Linked DNA regions of Homo sapiens: region 2 is linked to region 1. A link is an interaction called in ENCODE POLR2A ChIA-PET data of the cell type or tissue named here. Cell type or tissue: Caco-2. All regions are shown on one strand.

Region 1 (2,500 bases):
TGATCAAGTGGAAGAAAGGGTATCAGTGATTGAAGATCAAATGAATGAAATGAAGCAAGAAGAGAAGTTTAGAGGAAAAAAAAGAGTAAAAAGAAATGAACAAAGCCTCCAAGAAATATGGGACCATGTGAAAAGACCAAATCTACGTCTGATTGGTGTACCTGAAAGTGACGGGGAGAATGGAACCACGTCGGAAAATACTCTTCAGGAGATTATCCAGGAGAACTTCCCCAATCTAGCAAGGCAGGCCAACATTCAAATTCAGGAAGTACAGAGAATGCCACAAAGATACTCCTTGAGAAGAGCAACTCCAAGACACATAATTGTCAGATTCACCAAAGTTGAAAAGAAGGAAAAAATGTTAAGGGCAGCCAGAGAGAAAGGTCGGGTTACCCACAAAGGGAAGCCCATCAGACTAACAGCGGATCTCTCGGCAGAAACTCTACAAATCAGAAGAGAGTCGGGGCCAATATTCAACATTCTTAAAGAATTTTCAACCCACAATTTCATATCCAGCCAAACTAAGCTTCAAAAGTGAAGGAGAAATAAAATTCTTTACAGACAAACAAATGCTGAGAGATTTTGTCACCACCAGGCCTGCCTTACAAGAGCTCCTGAAGGAAGCACTAAACATGGAAAGGAACAACTGGTACCAGCCACTGCAAAAGCATGCGAAATTGTAAAGACCATCGATGCTAGGAAGAAAATGCATCAACTAACGAGCAAAATAACCAGCTAACATCATAATGACAGGATCAAATTCACACATAATAATATTAACTTTAAATGTAAATGGGCTAAATGCTCCAATTAAAAGACATAGACTGAAAAGAAAAAGACACAGACTGGCAAATTGGATAAAGAATCAAGACCCATCAGTGTGCTGTATTCAGGAGACCCATCTCACATGCAGAGACACACATAGGCTCAAAATAAAGGGATGGAGGAAGATATACCAAGCAAATGGAAAGCAAAAAAAAAAAAAAAAAACAAAGCAGGTGTAGCAATCCTAGTCTCTGATCAAACAGACTTTAAACCAACAAAGATCAAAAGAGACAAAGAAGGTCATTACATAATGGCAAAGGGATCAATTCAACAAGAAGAGCTGACTATCCTAAATATATATGCACCCAATACAGGAGCACCCAGATTTATAAAGCAAGTCCTTAGAGACCTACAAAGAGACTTAGACACGCACACAATAATAATGGGAGACTTTAAAACCCCACTGTCAACATTAGACAGATCAACGAGACAGTAAGTTAACAAGGATATCCAGGAACTGAACTTAGCGCTGCACCAAGCAGACCTAATAGACATCTACAGAACTCTCCACCCCAAATCAACAGAATATACATTCTTCTCAGCACCACATAACACATATTCCAAAATGGACGACATAGTTGGAAGTAAAACACTCCTCAGCAAATGTAAAAGAACAGAAATTATAACAAACTGTCTCAGATCACAGTGCAATGAAACTAGAACTCAGGATTAAGAAACTCACTCAAAACCACACAACCACATGGAAACTGAACAACCTGCTCCTGAATGACTAATGGGTACATAACAAAATGAAGGCAGAAATAAAGATGTTCTTTGAAACCAATGAGAACAAAGACACAACATACCAGAATCTCTGGGACACATTCAAAGCAGTGTATAGAGGAAAATTTACAGCACTAAATGCCCACAAGAGAAAGCAGGAAAGATCTAAAATTGACACCCTAATATCACAATTAAAAGAACTAGAGAGGCAAGAGCAAACACATTCAAAAGCTGGCAGAAGGCAAGAAATAACTAAGATCAGAGCAGAAGAGAAGGAGATAGAGACACAAAAAACCCTTCAAAAAATCAATGAATCCAGGAGCTGGTTTTTTGAAAAGATCAACAAAATTGATAGACCACTAGCAAGACAAATAAAGAAGAAAAGAGAGAAGAATCAAATGGATGCAATAAAAAATGATAAAGGGGATATCACCACCAATCCCACAGAAATACAAACTACCATCAGAGAATACTATAAACCCCTCTACGCAAATAAACTAGAAAATCTAGAAGAAATGGATAAATTCCTCGACACATACACCCTCCCAAGACTAAACCAGGAAGAAGTTGAATCTCTGAATAGACCAATAACAGCCTCTGAAATTGTGGCAATAAATAATAGCCTACCAACCAAAAAAAGTCCAGGACCAGATGGATTCACAGCCGAGGTCTACCAGAGGTACAAAGAGAAGCTGGTACCATTCCTTCTGAAACTATTCCAATCAATAGAAAAAGAGGGAATCCTTCCTAACTCATTTTATGAGGCCAGCATCATCCTGATACCAAAGCCTGGCAGAGAGAAAATAAAAAAAGAAAATTTTAGACGAAAATCCCTGATGAACAATGATGCAAAAATCCTCAATAAGATACTGGCAAGCCGAATCCAGCAGCACATCAAAAAGCTTATCCACCACAATCAAGTTGGCTTCATCCCTGGGATGCAAGGCTGGTT
Region 2 (2,500 bases), 53 kb after region 1:
AAAATTGTAAGCAGTAACTATCATTGGGCATAGAGGTATTATAATTTTCTATTTTGGAGTTTCAGTGATTTAAAATAAAATTCATCTGCTCTATTCATTAGAATAAACATTCTTAGAGCTTCTGCTGTCTACAAAGTCCTACAAATTTGCTGGGGAAGATAAAAACATGAATGCGACAAGTTAAATTAAGAGTTAACCCTATTAACGGTATCAAGAAAAGATCTGTGGGTCCTCTCTTTGTTTTTACTTTCACATATCTAGATTATCAGCAATATAAGCTTTAATTGAAAGCACAGTCTGATCTCAATTGTCTACTACTAGAAAAGAGAAGTGATATTAATTTTTTTTAGATTATTGTAAATAGCCTTCTAATTGATTTTAGTCTCTTCCCTATTCCAAATCATCCTTCATATTACAGCCAGATTATACTTTCTAAAACCTAGCTATGATTATGTCACTTTTCATTGCATATTGAATACAATATAAATTTCTTTCTTTCTTTTTTTTTTTTTGAGACGGAGTCTCGCTCTGTCGCCCAGGCTTGAGTGCAGTGAGGCGATCTCGGCTCACTGCGAGCTCCGCCTCCCGGGTCCACGCCATTCTCCTGCCTCAGCCTCCTGAGTAGCTGGGACTACAGGCGCCCGCCACCACGCCAGGCTAATTTTTATATATTTTTAGTAGAGACGGGGTTTCACCGTGCTAGCCAGGATGGTCTCGATCTCCCGACCTCGTGATCTGCCCGCCTCGGCCTCCCAAAGTGCTGGGATTACAAGCATGAGCCACCGTGACCGGCAATATATAAATTTCTTAACCTGGAATTCTAGGCCTTCAACAATCTAAGTCAATCTGACCACTTCCTCCTTTACCTCTTCACTGTATTTTACACATAATATATATGGCATCTTTCATACTATATTGCATTTATTTACTTACATGCCTATCTCCTTCATTAGAGACAGTTTCTTGAGAGAAGGGACCATGTATCTTTTTTGTAGCCACAGATCTTGCTCTGGCACATCACTTGAAGTGCAAGTAAATGATTGGCAAGAATTTGAGGGCAGGCTATCTAGTTTGCTGCCTAGCTGGTATGATTTTTTCCTAACGTTTTTGTTGAGGTATAATTTACATAGAGTAAAATTCACCCTTTTTAGTATATGGTTATATAAGTTTTTACAAATATATACAGTCATTTAACCACTACCATCACAGTCAAGATATAGAATGGTTTCATTACCACAAAAACTCCCTCATGCTATGCCTTTATAGTCAAAACCCCTTCCCACTTTTAATCCCTGGTAACTACTCAGTTGTTTTCTTTCCCTATGGTTTTTGCCTTTTCTGGATTGTCATATACATGTAGCTTTTTGTGTCTGACTTCTTTCACTTAGCAAAATGCAGTTGAGATTCATCCATGTTATTGCGTTGGTGTGGTATTTAAACAAAAGAGTGGTCAGAGAGATAAGTGCTGTGAGGGAGTACAAAGTCCTGTGCTAGAATAGAGGCAGGAATGTTTGCCTCTGACTCAAGGAAGTAGGGGCTGTTTCATGGATAACTGCAGGACCTTGAGGGATAGGTGGGATTTTTGATGGACACAAATGGTGAGGGAAGGTATTTCAGTAGAGGATATAGCAGTAACAAAAGCTCAGAGTCAGGACAGAGCAGAGCAGATTTGGGAAACAGTATTTTCATTTGGCTAGAGTACAGAGGAGGAGTAGTGGGAGATTGGGCAGAAAAGGTAGGTTAGGGCTTTGTTGACCTTGAATAACATATTTTGGAGTTGGTCTTGATTCACTGGGCAGTGGACTGTCATTGTAGGCTTTTTATTCAATCTCTTTTATGAGGAGAAGAGTAGTTTAGCCTGCAGGTAATTCTGTTGCCCTGCCTGAACTGTAGTAGACAGCTCTCTGTCCAGGTAGGTATACAACTTGGACTCCTAAAACAAGGCAACAAACTACATCTAAATATATCCAAAGCATACCAAGGACATAAAATATCTGCACTACAGATACTTGCTAGAAAATGCATTCATGAAATTATTGAATCTGATACCTGCTAAAAGCTCTCTTTTATCTCCAGTTGTATTCTCTCAATTCTGTCTACAGTCAAGGTATCAGAAAGGCAAGTTTTGTTCCTGGGTCCTATTTTCCTAGTCCTCCACAAAAACATCTTCACTGGGGTAAGAGTTAATGTTAGGGCATCTGTCTTAGCAGATAGCCAATTAAAAAAAATCCCCATTGAACAGCATTTCTTTCTTTTGTAAAACCATATTATCCACTGATTATTTGAATTCCTATGTAAAAAGAACTTTTTCCTATTTTGGATGCTTGTGTCTGATTATAAAAGACATGAATAAACATTTCACCAAAGAGGAAATACAGATGGAAAATAAGCACGCGAAAAGATGTTAAATGTCATTAGCCATTAGGGAAATGCAAATTAAAATCACAGTGTGATATCACTGCATACCTACCAGAATGGCTAAAATTAAAAAAAATAATGT

The links. ChIA-PET counts read pairs that join two places held together with the same protein. Peaks named below come from ENCODE experiments on the same cell type or tissue, not always from the same donor. Only the 100,000 strongest peaks of a DNase experiment are listed, where the experiment ranks them.
Region 2: POLR2A ChIA-PET joins it to region 1 with 6 read pairs; 3 of 35 experiments call an interaction of 5 or more read pairs at or near these places.

The regions. Positions count from the first base shown.
Region 1 is chrX:106,768,037-106,770,536 of GRCh38, reverse strand. All of the region lies in intron 1 of RNF128 (ring finger protein 128), which reads right to left. Among named protein-coding and RNA genes, the nearest start is that of TBC1D8B, 33 kb to the left of the region's middle. In Caco-2, no CTCF peak of the experiment used is centred here; no DNase peak of the experiment used is centred here.
Region 2 is chrX:106,715,215-106,717,714 of GRCh38, reverse strand. It overlaps a transcript of RNF128 not described here. Among named protein-coding and RNA genes, the nearest start is that of RNF128, 10 kb to the left of the region's middle. In Caco-2, no CTCF peak of the experiment used is centred here; a DNase peak (open chromatin) is centred at 1,524.